Regions from separate parts of the Homo sapiens genome. Here region 1 is linked to region 2. A link is an interaction called in ENCODE POLR2A ChIA-PET data of the cell type or tissue named here. Cell type or tissue: A673. All regions are shown on one strand. Each heading gives the region's core, and the rest is flanking DNA. Links, peaks and the distances in the headings are about the cores only.

What was found. ChIA-PET counts read pairs that join two places held together with the same protein. Peaks named below come from ENCODE experiments on the same cell type or tissue, not always from the same donor. Only the 100,000 strongest peaks of a DNase experiment are listed, where the experiment ranks them.
Region 1: POLR2A ChIA-PET joins it to region 2 with 10 read pairs; 2 of 35 experiments call an interaction of 5 or more read pairs at or near these places.

The regions. Positions count from the first base shown.
Region 1 is chr2:48,828,972-48,837,311 of GRCh38, reverse strand. No RefSeq gene overlaps it. Among named protein-coding and RNA genes, the nearest start is that of LHCGR, 77 kb to the right of the region's middle. In A673, for the core only: no CTCF peak of the experiment used is centred there; no DNase peak of the experiment used is centred there.
Region 2 is chr2:48,772,200-48,780,539 of GRCh38, reverse strand. It overlaps STON1-GTF2A1L (STON1-GTF2A1L readthrough), which reads right to left. Exons shown (of 11, transcript NM_001198593.2): 11 at 4,021-4,260. The coding sequence ends at 4,225. LOC105374594 (a long non-coding RNA gene) reads right to left here and starts at 3,175. Exons shown (of 4, transcript XR_001739460.2): 1 at 2,958-3,175. In A673, for the core only: no CTCF peak of the experiment used is centred there; no DNase peak of the experiment used is centred there.

The DNA.
Region 1 (8,340 bases), core at 88-8,087, 57 kb before region 2:
AAAGTACCCCAGTAAAGAAAAGCCCAGAACCTGATGGCTTCACTATTGAATTCTACCAAACATTTAAAGAGAAACTAATACCAATCTTATTCCAACTATCCCCAAAAATAGAAGAGAAGGGAATACTTCCAAACTCATTTTATAAGGCCAGTATTACCCTGATACCAAAAGCAGACAAAGACATTTCAAAAAAAGAAAACTGTGGGGCCAATATCTCTGATAAATTTTAATGCAAAAATCTTCAACAAAATACCAGCAAGGCAAATTCAACAATATATTTAAAAAGATAATTCATCACAACCAAGTGGGATTTATCCCAGGGATGCAAGGATAATTCAACATACACAAGTCAACCAATGGGATACATCATATCAACAAAATGAACCATATGATCACTTCAACTAATGCTGAAAAAGCATTTGATAAAATTGAACATCCTTCATGATATAAACCCTAAAAAAAACGGGTATAGAAGAAACATACCTCAACATAATAAAAACCATATGTGACAGACCCACAGCTAGCATCATACTGAATGGGGAAGACCTGAAAGCCTTTCTGCTAAGATCTGGAACCTAACAAAAATGTCCACTTTCATCACTGTTATTCAACATAGTACTGGCAGTCCTAGCTAGAGCAATCATAAAAGAGAAAGAAATAATGGGCATCCAAATTGGAAAGGAAGAAATCAAACTATCCTTGTTTGCAGATGATATGATCTTATATTTGGAAAAACCTAGAGAGTCCACCAAAAAACTATTGGAACTAATAAACAAATTCAGTAAAGTTGCAGGATACAATATCAACTTAAAAAAATCAGAAGCCTTTTAGTATGCCAACAGCAAACAATCTGAAAAAGAAATAAAAAGCTAATCCCATCTACAATCACAACAAATAAAATTAAATACCTAGGAATTAACATAATCAAAGAAGTAAAAGATCTCTGGAATGAAAACTATAAAACACTCATGAAAGAAATTGAAAAGGACACCAAAAAAATGAACATATATTCCATGTTCATCAAGTGGAAGAATCAATATTGAATCAATATTGTCAAAATATCCATATTACTCAAAGCAATCCACAAATTCAATGTAATCCCTATCAAAATGTCAATAACATGCTTCACAGAAATAGGAAAAACAATCCTAAAATGTATATGGAAGCTCAAAAGACCCAGAATAGCCAAAGCTGTCTGTATTAGTCCATTCTAATGCTGCTATGAAGAAATACCCAAGACTGGGTAATTTATAATGAAAAGAGGTTTAATTGACTCACAGTTCTGCATGGCTAGGAAGGCCTCAGGAAACTTACAATCATGGCAGAAGGGGAAGCAAACACATCTTCCTTCACAAGGCAGCAGGGGAGAGAAGTGCCGAGCAAAGGAGGAAAAGCCCCTTATAAAACCATCAGATCTCCTGAGAACTCACTCACTATCACAAGAACAGCATAGGGGTAACTGCTCCCATTATTCAATTACCTCCTACTGGATCCCTCCAACACATGGGGATTATCGGAACTAAAAATTCACCATGAGATTTGGGTGGGGACACAGCCCAACCATATCATTCTGACCCTGTCCCCTCTCAAATCTCATGTCCTCACATTTCAAAACACAATTTTGCCTTTCCAAAAGCCCCCCAAAGTTTTAGCTCATTTTAGTGTTAACCCAAAAATCCAAGTCTGAAGTTTCATCTAAGAGAAGGCAAGTCCCTTCCACCTATGAGCCTGCAAAATCAAAAGCAAGTTAGTTAATTCCCAAATACAATGGGGATACAGGCACTGGGCAAATACACCCATTCCAAATGGGAGATATTGGCCAAAACAAGGGGGCTACAGGCCCCACACAAGTCTGAAATCCAACAGGGCAGTCACCAAACCTTCAAGTTCCAAAATGATCTCCTTTGACTCCATGTCTCACATCCAGGTCATGCTGATGCAAAAGGTGGGCTCCCATGGCCTTGGGCAGCTGCACTTCTGTGGCTTTGCAGAGTACAACCCTCCTCTTGGTTGCTTTCACAGGCTTGCATTGAGTGTCTGTGGCCTTTCCAGGCACATAGTACAAGCTGCTGGTGGATCTACCATTCTGGGGTCTAAAGGACAGTGGCCTTCCTCTCACAGCTCCACTAGGCAGTGCCCTAGTGGGGACTCCATGTTGGGGTTCCAACTCCATATCTCCCTTCCACACTGCCCTAGCAGAAGTTCTCCAACAGGACTATGCCCCTGAAGCAAACTTCTGCCTGGACATCCAGGCATTTCCATACATGCTCTGAAATCTAGGCAGAGGTTCCTAAACCTCAATTCTTGACTTCTGTGCACCCACAGGCTCAACACCACGTGTAAGCTGCTGAGGCTTGGGGCTTGCACCCTCTGAAGTAATGCCTCAAGCTGTGCCTTGGCCCCTTTTAGCCATGGCTGGAGCTGAAGCAGCTGAGATGCTGTGCACTATGTCCCAAGGCTGCACAGAACAGGGTGTCCTGGGCCTGGCCCATGAAACCAGTTTTCTCTCCTAGGCCTCTGGACCTGTAACGGGAGGGGCTGCCATGAAGGTCTCTGACATGCCCTGGAGACATTTCCCCATTGTCTTGGCAATTAACATTTGGCTCCTTGTTACTTATGCAAATTTATGCAGTGGCCTTGAATTTCTCCTTAGAAAATGGATTTTTCTTTTCTATCACATTATAAGGCTGCAAATTTTCCAAATTTTTATGTTCTGCTTCCTCTTGAATGCTTTGCCGCTTAGAAACTTCTCCTGCCAGATACCCTAAATCATCTTTCTCAAGTAATAAGTTCCACAGATCTCTAGGGCTGGGGCAAAATGCCACCAGTCTCTTTGCTAAAGTATAGCAAGGATCACCTTTATTCCAGTTTCCAACAAGTTTCTCATCTCCATATGAGACCACCTCAGCCTGGACTTTATTGTCCATATCACTATCAGCATTTTGGTCAAAGCCATTCAACGAGTCTCTAGGAAATTCCAAAGTTTCCCACATCTTCCTGTCTTCTGAACCCGCCAAGTCTCTAGGAAGTTCCAAACTTTTCCACATTTTCCTGTCTTCTTCTGAGCCCTCCAAACTGTTCCAACCTCTACCCATTACCCAGTTCCAAAGTCACTTCTACATTCTCAGGTATCTTTACTGCAGCACCCCACTTCCTGTGGTACCAATTTCTGTATTAGTCCATTCTTATGCTGCTATGAAGAAATATCCAAGACTGGGTAATTTATAAAGGAAGAGGTTTAATTGACTCACAGTTCTGCATGGCTGGGAAGGCCTCAGGAAACTTACAATCATGGTGGAAGGGGAAGTAAACACATCCTTCTTCACAAGACAGCAGAAGAGAAAAGTGCTGAGCAAACAGGGAAAAGCCCCTTATAAAACCATCAGTTTTCATGAGAATTAACTATCATGAGAACAGCATGGGGATAACTGAACCCATGATTCAATTACCCCCCACTGGGTCCCTCACATGACATGTGGGGATTATGGGAACTACAATTCACAATGAGATTTGGATGGGGACACAGCCAAATCATCACTATCCTAAGCAAAAAGAAAAAAACAGGAGGAAACATATTACCAGACTTCAATTTATGTTACAGAGCTATACTAACCAAAACAGCATGGTATGAGTATAAAAACAAATGCATAGACCAATGAAATAAAACAGAGAAACAGAAACAAATCCATACTTCTACAGTGAACTTATTTTTAACAAAGGTGCCAAGGAACATACATTGGAGAAAGGACAGTCTCTTCAATAAACGGTGCTGGGAAAACTGAATATCCACATGCAGAAGAATGAAACTAGACCCGTATCTTTCCCATATGCAAAAATCAAATCCAAATGAATTACAGGCTTAAATCTAAGACCCCAAACTCTGAAACTACCACAAGAAAATACCAAGAAAACTTTCCAGGACAATGGTCTGGGCAAAATTTTCTTGAGTAATAGCCCAAAAGCACAGGCAACCAAAGCAAAAAAGAACAAACAAGATCACATCAAGCTAAAAAGCTTTTGCATATCACTGAAGACAATCAACAAAGTAAAAAGAAAACCCACAAAATGGAAGAAAATATTTTCAAACTACCCGTTTCACAAGGGATTAATAATCAGAATATAAAAGGAGCTCAAACAACTCTATATGAAAAATATCTAATAATCCAATTTCAAAATGGGAAAAAGGATCTGAATAGACATTTCTCAAAAGATAACATACAAATGGCAAACAGGCATATGAAAATGCGCTTGACATCACTGATCATCAGAGAAATGCAAATTGAAACTACAATGAGGTATCACCTCACCCCAGTTAAAATGGCTTTTATCTAAAAGACAGGCAATAATGAATGCTAGCAAGGGTGTGGAGAAAAAGGACCCCTCATACACTGTTGGCGAGAATTGTAAATTAGTACAACGACAATGCAGAACAGTTTGGAGGTCACACACACACACAAACTAAAAATAGAGCTACCACATGAACTAGCAATCACATTGCTAGGTATATAACCAAAAGAAAAGATATTATCATATCTAAGAGAGGTTCCATGGTGTAATGGTGAGCACTCTGGACGCTGAATTCAGTATATTAAAGACATATCTGGGCCAGGCGCGGTGGCTCATGCCTGTAATCCCAGCACTTTGGGAGGCCAAGGAGGGCGGATCATGAGGTCAGGAGTTTGAGACCAGCCTGACCAACATGGTGAAATCCTATCTCTACTAAAAATACAAAAAAATTAGCTGGGCGTGGTGGTGCATGCCTGTAATCCCAGCTACTCAGGAGGCTGAGGCAGGAGAATTGCTTGAACTCGAGAGGCGGAGGTTGCAATGAGCTGAGATTGTGCCACAGCACTCCAGCCTGGGCAACAGAGCGAGACCGTGTCTCAAAAAAAAAAAAAAAAAGGAGAGCTCTGCATTACCATGTTTGTTGCAGCACTGCTCACAGTAGCCAAGTTTGGAAGCAAACTAAGTGTCCATCAACAGACGAATGGATAAAGAAAATGTGGTATATACACATAATTGAGTACTATTAGGCCATAAAAGGAATGAGATCCTGTCATTTGCAACAACATGGATGGAACTGGAGGTGATTTTGTTAAGTGAAATAAGCCAGGCACAGAAAGACAAACAATGGGTTCTCATTTATTTGTGGGAGCTAAAACTTAACACAACTGAACTCATGGAGATAGAGAGTAGAAGGATGGTTAACAGAGGCTGAGACTGAGAGTTTTTAACATGAAGCATTGTCGAATTATATCTAAGGCCTTTTCTGCATCTACGGAGACAACCGCATGGTTTTTGTCTTTAGTTCTGTTTTTGTGATGAATCACATTTATTGATTTGCATATGTTGAACCAACCTTGCATCCCAGAAATAAAGCCTACTTGATCATAGTGGATTAGCTGTTTGACGTGCTGCTAGATTCAGTTTGCAAGCATTTTGTTTAGGATTTTTCCATCAATGTTCATCATGGATACTGGCCTGAAGCTTGCTTTCTCTGTTGTGTCTCTGCCAGGTTTTGGTATCAGGATGATGCTGGCATCATAGAATGAGTTGGGGAGGAGTCCCTTCTCCTCAATTTTTAGGAATAGTTCCAATAGGAATGGTACTAGCTCTTCTTTGTAGAGCTAGTATGATTTTACCAGATCTACATCTGGTAGAATTCAGCTGTGAATCCATCTGGTTCTGGGCTTTTTCAGTTGGTAGGCTATTTGTTACTGATTCAACTTTACAGCTCATTATTGGTCTGTTCAGGGAATGTATTTCTTCCTGGTTCAGTCTTGGGAATGTATGTGTCCAGGAATTTATCCATCTTTTCTAGGTTCTCTTGTTTGTGTGCACAAAGGCATTCATAGTTGTTTCTAATAGTTATTTTTATTTCTGTGGGGTAAATGGTAAAATCTCCATCATCATTTCTAATTGTGTTTATGTAGATCTTCTCTCTTTTCTTCTTTGTAACTCTAGCTAGTGGCCTATCTTATTAATATTTTCAAAAAACAAATGCCTGTAATCCCAGCACTTTGGGAGGCTGAGGTGGGCGAATCCCAAGGTCAGGAGATCAAGACCATCCTGGCTAACACATGAAACCCCGTCTCTACTAAAAATACAAGTTAGCTGGGTGTGGTGGCGGGTGCCTATAGTCCCAGCTACCAGGGAGGCTGAGGCAGGAGAATGGCGTGAACCCGAGAGGCGGAGCTTGCAGTGAGCCGAGATTGGGGCACTGCACTCCAGCCTGGGCGAAAGAGAGAGACTCCATCTCAAAAAAAAAAAAAAGAAAAGACGAAAACAAACAAAAAAAAACTTCTGGATTCACTGATCTTTTGAATGGCTTTTCATGTCTCACTTTCCTCCCATTCAGCTCTGATTTTGGTTATTTCTTCTCTTCTGCTAGCTTTGGGGTTGATTTGTTCTTGCTTCTTGAATTCTTTCAATTGTGATGTTAGATTGTTAATTTGAGATCTTTCTAATGTTTTGATGTGAGCATTTAGCGCTATGAATTCCCCTTTTAACACTCCCTTAGCTGTGTCCCAGAGATTCTGGTATGTTGTATCTTTGTTCTCATTAATTTCGAAGAACTTTTTGATTTCTGCCTTAATTTCATTATTTACCCAAAAGTCATGCAGCAGGAACATGTTTGATTTCCATGTAATTGCATGATTTTGAGCAATTTTTTTAGTCTATTTTTATGGCACTGTGGTGCAAGAGTGTGTTTGGTGTGATCTTGGTTATTTTTCATTTGCTGAGGATTATTTTATGTTCAATTATGTGGTCAGTTTCAGAGTATGTGCCACATGGCGATGAGAAGAATGTATATTCTGTTGTTTTTCAGTAGAGAGTCCTGTAAAGGTCTATCAGATACATTTGATCTAATGTTGAGTTCAGGTCCTGAGTATCTTTGTAAATTTTCTGCCTTGATGATCTGTCTAATACTGTCAGTTGAGTGTTGAAGTCTCCCACTATTATTATGTGGAGGTCTACATCTCTTTGTAAATCTCTAAGTATTTGCTTTATGACTCTGGGTACTCCTATGTTGGGTGCGTATATATTTAAGATAGTTAGGTCTTCTTGTTGAATTGACTCCTTCATCATTATGTAATGCCCTTCTTTGTCTTTTTTGACCTTTGTTGGTTTAAAGTTTAATTCTGAAATTAGGATTGCAACCCCTGCTTTTTTCTGTTTTCCATTTTGTGTGGTATATTTTCCTCCGTTCCTTTATTTTGAGCCTGTGGGTGTAATTACATGTGAGATGGATCTCTTAAAGACAGCATACCATTAGGTCTTGCTTTTTTATCCAGCTTGCTACTCTGTCCCTTTTAAGTGGGGGCATTTAAACTTTTATATTCAAGGTTAGTATTGACATGTGTAGATTTGATCCTGTCATGGTGGTGTTAGCTACCTTTACCTTTCCTCCACAACCTTGCCAGCATGTTATTTTTTGACTTTTTAATAATAGCCATTCTGACTGGTGTGAGATGGCATCTCCTTATGCTGGCTTGTTGGTGTGGTTGCTTTAGAGTGTCACTGCTGTGTATTTCAGTGTGGTTTTGTATTAGCTGGTAGCAGTCTTTCCTTTCTATATTTAGTGCTCCTTTCAAGATCTCTTGTGAGGCAGTCTGGTGGTAATGAACTTATTCAACATTTGCTTATCTGAGAAGTATCTTATTTCTGCTTCACTTAGGAAGCTTAGTTTGGCTGGATATGAAATTTTTGGTTAAAGATTTTTTTTTCTTTACCAATGTTGAATATAGGTAGGTCCACAATGTCTTCTGGCTTGTAGGGTTTCAGCTGAGATAGCTGCTGTTAGCCTGATGAGGCTTCCTTTGTAGGTGACCTGGGCTTTCTCTCTAGCTGCCTTTAAAATTATTTCATTTTGACCTTGGAAATTTTAATGATTATATGTCTTAGGGATGATCTTCTTGTGTAGAATCATGCAGAAGTTCTCTGCATTTCCTGCATTTGACTGTTGACCTGTCTAGCAAAGTTGGGGAAGTTTTCAGGGATGATATCCTGACATGTGTTTTCTAAGTTGTTTGCTTTCTCTCCCTCCCTTTCAGGGATGCCAGTGATTCACAGCCTTGGCCTCTTTACATAACCCCATACTTCTCAGAGGTTTTGCTCATTCCTCTTCATTCTTTTCTCTTTATTTTTGTCTGACTGTGTTATTTCAGAGAGCCAGGCTTCAAGTTCTCAGATTATTTCCTCATCTCAGTCTATTCTTCTGTTAATATTTGTGACTGCTTTGCAAAATTGTGTTTTTCAGCTCTTTTAGATCCATTAGGTTCCTTTTTATACCAGCTATTTCATCCTTCAGCTCCTATATTGTTTTGTTGTGATCCTTAG
Region 2 (8,340 bases), core at 223-8,222:
TCATACAATTCACCCTTTTAAAATGTATAATTTGGTGGGTTTTAGTATATTCACAGAGTTCTACGACCATTACCAATATGTAATTTTAGAACATTTTCATCACCCTAAAAAGAAACCCCACACACATAGGCAATCACTACCCATTTCTCCCTCCCCCAGCCCCTGACAACTACTAACCTACTTTTTGTCTCTATGGATTTGCCTATTCTGAACATTTCACAAAAATATAAAAATTCAACATATGTCCTTTTGCAACTAGCTTCTCTCGTTTAGCATAATGTTTTAAAGGTTCATCTATTCTGGAGCATGTATCAGTACTTCATTCCTTTTTATTGAAAAATGATGTTCCATTACATGAATATACTACATACTGTTCATCCATTTGTCATCTGATAGACATTTGGGTTGTTTCTACTTTTAGCTATTATAAATAATGCTCCCGTGAACATTCATGTACAAGTTGGTGCCCAACTCTTTAGGCATTTGAATCTTTCCTGGCTGTGCTCCTGGGCAGATAAATGGACCTGCAATAACACGTCTCTTTTAGGCTCCCCTAGCACTTTCTTCTCCATTCTGTACTTTTTCAAGAAAACAGGTTGATACTCTTTGCTGGTCTCCCTGCCTCTAAGCTCTCTCCAAGTCTAGTTCTCCACACATTTTGACATCAGGTATATTTTTATTGGAATTGATCTTTATGGCATCAATTCCATGCTCAAGAGCTTTGGCTAACACTCAAAGCCTAGAAGCCCCTGTCTCTTCACACCACCAATCCCTACCTTCATTCAATCTCTGTTTATCAGGAGTCACCTTGCAAATCTCTCTGCTATCTTATGCCCACCTCATCATTTATCCATCAAACATTACTGAATTCCTAGGCACGGTGCTGGGTACTGGAGGCATCAAGAGATGACTGAAAAAGATCCCTAGCCTTGAGTTCATTTTCTGGATCCGAATGGAGTAGGGAGGGTTGGTGGTATTGGAAAGGGTGAGTAGACATGTTAACGGAGAACAAATAAGCAATATGCAGAAATGGACTATTGGTCCAGTCCTGTTGGTGACTCATCCAACCCTCTTAGAATCTTTTTCTAACTCCAGATGAAGTTTTTGATAAAACTTTTTTGGCACAGGATTTTTATAACTGAAATTTTGTGAACTCTTTTTTTATTTTATTTGCACAAGAATACAAAAAAAAAAAAAGAGTAAGCAAGTAAGCAAGCTCCATTTGCCCCAGGCAATGCTGAGGCTAGAAAGTGGGAGGCATTCTCAGATTGCCCTGAACAGTCACATCTGTATGTCGTCAGGATTATCAAAATTGCCATGACAATGACCCAAAGGTTCTTCCTCAGATAAACCCTGCAAATACTCAGCAGATTTCAGCCAGACTCAACTGCATGCCCTTGAGGTTTGCAGTTTGCATGCTGTAAAAAAGCTGGAAGTGGGGGTGGGAGGGTGGAAGGAGGAGGTAGGATGTGAAGCAAAGGGCAAGAGGCCAGCTGAGGCTGCACAACCTTGGAATAATGTTTAGCTCAAATATGAAGAGAGCTCACTTGACATCCTGACTTTGTCTTTCTTTAGAAATGCTGAGGTAGATCTGTAAGCAGCTTCAGGTCAAACTGTTAAGTGTCTAAAAGTCTCAGAACTCTTCCCCATCTATTGACCAGAGGAGGATGGACCTGTGAAGAGGGAAGGTACGTGTAGTGTTTTATTCCCCAGAGAGTCTTCCTCAGACCCTATACCTAGGGCTTGGCCCCTTGACAAACTCTGATATCATTACATTTAGTCTTCAGAGTCCTGGCCTCCAGTTTCTTGACTCTCCTAGCCTCATTTTCAGACCTGATTCAAATGGAGACCTGTTCCTCTCATTGGATGAACACACTTAGGCCCAGAAAGTGAAGAGACTAGATACTCTTCAGCTGGGGATGCTGTAGATGAAATACTTTCATCAAAAGAAGGTTGGATAAGATGATCCCTAATTTTATTCCAATCAAAGGTTCTACAATTCTAAGATTTACCCAAAGGGACCCAGCTATTTTGAGGCAAAGTTTGGACCAGATCCCCGGTCTCTCCCCTCCCAATCCAGAAGCCACTGGAGAATGAGCCCCAGTACATCTTTGATGATGAGCTTATCACCAATTTGGATTTTTAGCTCAGATCTTAAACATCTGTTAAGTACCATGTAGACATTATCTTCACAGTTTTCATGAGAAGGAGGAGTGCATGGAGGGATGAAAGGGGAACAGAGCAAGAAGACATGCAGAACTCCCTTTTTACAACTGATATTTTCCTTAAAAGCTGAAAACACAATCACATTCTGCAAACCAAATTCCATTTTCAAATGAAAGTTCAACTGCCCTATAAATGGATATTACTGTGAATTTTTATAAAGGGGGCAATCCTATCATTGTAAAGCAAATGACCACTCCTTAATGTATTAATGTAGGATATTTAGATGTTTGTGTTTGGTTTTGATTAAAGCTCTGCCCATATTCTTGTAGCCATTTTACCATAAAACTAAGACAGTAAAACCAAGCTCCAAAAAGACCTCATGTCTTGTCCAAGAACGCCCTAAGACTAACTCCACACTATCATGACTCAAATCCCTTCCCTAGTCACCCAGTTTCACAGCCTAGATCTCTAAGGAACTAAGGGACTTGATCTGATCTCTTCAGTTTGCCCACATCAGATCCGAGAGCTCCAAGTTGGGCATACCTCGAGATTTTTTTTTAAGCAAGGCTTTCAAACAACCTTGTGCTGGAAACTGGCATGGAAGCAGAGGCTCATGTCCCTGACATACAAAGTCACTCTGAATTCCCCTAATTCCACAGCAATTCTCTGCCTACTGGGTCTTATTGCTTAACAGGAACATAAGCTCCTCTGACATTGACCTGGACAAGTGCTGCATATTTGGGAAGACGAGGAAAAGGCAAGCACAAAACATCTTTGAGCACGTTACCCACCTGCTTGATTTCTGCAGGCTGTTCCAGTGGCCTGACTCCCCACTCTGGATGGGGAACTCTTGAGACCACAGGCTCACAAAGCATGGGCTCCCTGGGAAGTGGTGAGCTGCAGAAATAAACTGCTCCTTTCCTTAAAACAATCAGCCGGTGACTCAGCCTGTAATCCCAGCACTTTGGGAGGCCGAGGCAGGCGGATCACGAGGTCAGGAGATTGAGACCATCCTGGCTAACACGGTGAAACCCCGTCTCTACTAAAAATACAAAAAAAATTATCCGGGCGTGGTGGCGGGCGCCTGTAGTCCCAACTACTCGGGAGGCTGAGGCAGGAGAATGGCGTGAACCCGGGAGGCGGAGCTTGCAGTGAGCCGAGATCGTGCCACTGCACTCCAGCCTGGGCGACAGAACGAGACTCCATCTCAAAAATAAAAAATAAAAAAATTTAAAAAAATTCAGCCCTGCAAACTCACTCTTAGTAAAACAAAAGACATTAAATTCTTACTGTTTTTCTTTTTTCTCTCAATTCCCTTTAATATGATAGCAGCTGAACTCACTGCTCATTGACCAGGCCATTCATTTACCAATTAGGTACAGGTAGTAGCTCGCTTTTGTCGTTTGTTTGTTTTTCTTTTTTTCTTTCCTTTTTTTTTTTTTTTTTTTTTTTTTGGAGATGGAGTCTCGCTTTGTCCCTCAGGCTGAAGTGCAGTGGCACGATCTTGGCTCACTGCAACCTCCGCCTTCCGAGTTCATGCCATTCTCCTGCCTCAGCCTCCCGAGTAGCTGGGATTATAGGCGCCCGCAGGTGGTAGCTCTTAAGTTGCTATCAGACCCTGATGGATTACCCCTTGTAAGAAATTAACCTCCTCCTACCTATTTGAATATTCTGTCTCCAAGCAGGCTACGTGTTCTCAGAAGACTGAGGCAGGGCCATATGTCTTTGCTTTACCCACAAAAAGTCTTGCTAATAATGTTCGGAGTAGAGATGGCACTCAATAAACTCATTAATCTACGGATGATAATTTTTAAGTGCCTACAACCATTATGAATCTCAGTCTACAAACTGGGATATGCCAAAACAATTCTTCTTCTTTATTTTTATTAAATCAAATTAATTTCCATTTTGAGTTCACATGCTCCTAGACTTGCAGGAATTTCAATGTCAGGCATTTACAGGAGTCTTCTTTCTCCTCAAGGTCTCCCTAGAATCCAGGGGGCTTCCATGGTGCTCAGAAAATTAGGATTAGGGCCTCTATCTTCTTGTCCATCGTAGTCATTGCTGCCCATGACGAACCCTGGTATCTCCCTGCTGATAAAAAAGATATATATACCATTGAGAACACAGGGACCTAAGGTTAGGCCTCCCTAGGTTCACCATTCGCCCCCTCTCAGAAATCTTGCTACGTTAACTAAACACATTAAAGAGGGGACATAGCGTCCTCCCACACCAAAAAAGAACACAGTACTATTACCAAATGAAGAGGATACTGGGTAGGCAAGACAACCAATGCCTATCACAAACAGAAGAGAGCATTCCAGGTAACAAGTTGCCAGGAGAAGAGCAAAACATCCTCAGCAATATTAATTATATTTGATGCTTAAAATGAACTTGGAGCATTTGCAGATACAAATACCAATAACTGACTGAAGAAAAGTGATATAAGCATTAAAATAAAGAAATGACCAACCCCACAGAAGACTGTGTGGGAAGAGAAAAGAATGAGCCATATCCTATATAACGAAGATAAATGGGAAAGAAAACTGTGGAACAGATGATAAAGAGGACTGTTTTCTTAGGAATCAAGATTTTCTCAGTTATCTTGAAAGGAGCAACTTGAGATTTATTCAAGAATTCCACTTCAAAACCATATGTCATTGCTGTATAGAAGTATGTCTAGGCTAACAATGTAGTAAAATCTACATACTTCTCATAATAATGTGTGGGTTTAATTATCGTTAACTATTTTTTATGGTCTTCAAAGTGCCTGGTTAAAGAATTCTTCCTATTATTAAATATGGATACCTTAACTAGATATAATTCCAGGAAAGATTCTTAGCACCAAAGTAGGCAAAAACCAGGTAAGCTGTGCTGATTAGAGATGATGTCTCAAGATTCATTTCTCTGTGTGTGTGTGTATACTGCACATGGATTAAGTCTGAAATGCAGAGTTTTAAAAACAAAATAGCTATGTCAGGGCACCATTTCCCAAACTGGTATCCCACAGATTAGCTCTTTAATATTCTGTTTGAGAGAAAAAAAAGGGAATGAAGTTTTATAAGTTAAGGGGAGTAGAAATTAGAGACAGAAGTCTCCTATTAGAAGACCACTGAGGTAGTTCACTGGCCAGGTATTAAAGACTGTGATAAGGAAAATTGATTGTGGGGGCAGGGGAAGGAACAGCTAAGTGAGGCATCCATCCAAGAAGTAAAATCATCAAAAGAGTGTCTATTAATGACCCAAAAACCCAGGAGTCATAACCCTTTGTTCTTAACCATCAGCTTATCTTTCCTCAAGAATAAGTAGTTCAGCAATGACATAGATAAATCTTAAAATAATTATGCTGAGTGAAAGAAGCCAGAAAAAAAGTGCATAATGTATGATTCAAATTATATAAAATTCTAGACTATGCAAACTAATCTCAAGTGAGAGAAAGCAAATCAGTGGTTGATTGGGGCTGGGAAGCTGAGATGGGTGGCCCAAGGAGGGCAGAATTACAAAAGGGCAGGAGGAATCTTTTGGGAGTGATGGATAGATTCATTTTCTTGATTATGGTGATGGTTTTACATGTAGAGATGTCAAAAATCATCAAACTGTACACTTTAAGTATGTACAGGTCATTGTATACCAATTATACCTTTATATCTGATATAGCTGTTGAAAGAAAGTAAAAAGGAATGGAAAGGAAAAGAAAGGAAAGGAAGAAGAAAGAAGGAAGAGGGAAAGAAGGAAGGAAGGAAGGAGGGAAGGAAGGAAGGAAGGAAGGAAGGAAGGAAGGAAGGAAGGAAGGAAGGAAGGAAGGAAGGGGAAGGGAGAAGAATATGTATTTCATTGAATTTTATCTATAGCAGAACTTCTCAACCACAGCACTACTGACATTTTAGACCAGATAATTCTTTGTTGTGGGAAGCGAGCTGTCCTATGCATCTTAGGATGTTTGGCAGCATCCCTGACTCTACCCACCACATGCCAGTAGCACTACCCACCAGCAGTGATGACCAAAGATGACTCCAGATACTGCCAAATATCCCCTTGTCAGTAGAAAAGGAGAGAGAAATGCCCCCAATTGAGAACAATGTGTCTGCAGGGATTTAGCAGGTTACCAGGAGGTTAAGGAAGAGAGTAACCTGAGTTCATGTAAGCCAGGATATCCATTCAAACCTAAAAATTAATGCTGAGGATGGAACAGAGCTGCAAGCTAGATGCAGAGGGAGGGTGCTGGAGGGCTGTGTGGCTTCTGACAGCATGCCATGCCATTCCTCTTCTACAGCAAAGCCAGTGCTGTAGAAAAGGAGGATGAAACTGCAGCAAAGCAAAACTCAAAGGAAAAGAGAGAAGTATTTAAATAATAACTTGAATTTGTTTATATTTCCCAGAGTACTTTTAGTCACATTATCTTACAGGGTTTTTACAAAGTCCATGTGAGGAGGAGGGGGTAGATATTGCTCTCCTCATTTTTCAGATGTGGAAACTAAAACCTACAAGGAGTATCCATCAGCCTCTGAGTTACTAGGTGTCTGAGCACACTGTTAGACTTCTGAGCCTCACCAGTAAAGGAGGGTCAGATAATCCCTCACCATGTTAGATCTTCCAGATAAAAGTTCTGAAGGGATGTGATTAAGAATTCTTAATCTCGGACGGCAATCCAACAAGAAACAAGCTGTAACACTGCAAGTAAGGAATTTAGGAAGTTTGGCTTAAAGAAGTATTTCTAGGGTGAGTTTTGTCAGAAAAAAGAATGTATGATTGAGGGATATTGAAGAACATCCTCTTCTAGTGCTTAAAAATAGGAGATACTTACTTCATTGGAATGATTTAAAGTCACTGATGGAGGGTAGGAGGGTAAACAGAAGACCATGCCCAGCCCCGTAATTCCTTGCACCAATAAAAGGAAGGGAGATCATTCAGAAGTGAGGGATGGAAGATCATTTGAATTGAGAATCTAGATTCAACTTTGGCATGAGTAAGAAGGGGCTACATTTCAAGTGTACCCAGCCACTCCTTCCTGCACCCTTTGTCCTTCAGAGATATTAACACTCTCCATTTAGAAAGACATAATCATTTACATGTAGTGAGAAGATCATGATGCCTCTCCTCAAACAAAGAAAACATTGCTCCCCAGAAAAAGAATCTCAGGCCTGTGAAGGAGGTAGAGAGATATTTGGCAAAGGGGCCTTCATGAACCACACCAATATTACAGTTGGAAGTTAGTTAGTTATCAGAATGTAGTGACTATCCGTGTATGTGTGTGTGTGTGTGTGTGTGTGTGTGTGTGTGTACAATGCAATGATATTTTGATGGCCATGCTTGCATTTAGGAGTGTCTTTCTTCTAGATGAGCTCAAAGAAAGTTCCATATGGGCTTTTAAATTTTGTAATTATATATTTTAACAACTTTATAGTGAACTATAAACAGAATAAATGAAAAAAGAAAAAAATCCAACCCTCCTTAACACAAAAGCTAAATGAGAATCAAGATACAATGGTCCTCCTTGCCTTAATATTGTAAGATACAAATTTTTTATAATTGCAATAAACATGCCCATATTATTTTAAGGTTCTATTTCACTCAATATCACATAATCTATATTTTTTCACATCCCTACTTCATACACATATTTTAAAAAAGCAATGTGATCTTCAAATTGTTAACATGCTAGATTATTTAACCAACTTGCTACAGTTTGATCATTCACATTGTTTTTCACTGAAAGGAAAAAAGTCTCAATGGAAGTATGATAGTTCCCTTCCATTATTTTGCTCATTCATTCATTCCTTCATGGAACATGATAGAATGAAAAGATGGAAGCATCTTGAATCCTTGGCAGTATCTTATTGCCATTATATCAATGCTAGACTGCCTACCTCCTAGACCTCTACTTATTTAAGCCACAATAGTCAATTTCCTGCTTCATGCAGCTAAGAGATATCCTGATACACCACTGAGGCATCTTTAGGTCTGCATCTCATTTCTCCTACGTTTGAAGGAGAGATGGCCCTCCTGCTTTTTGAACTAGCTCTCCGCATGCATTCGTGACCCCGTTTCCTCTTCTGCCTCCTCTTAGGCCGCGTTCTTACAATCATGTCCTTTCTTGTTTGCATATTCAATCTTTTCCTCCATTCTGGCTCTTTTTTATGTCCACTAATAAAACTGTTAGGAACTTCTTAGCCT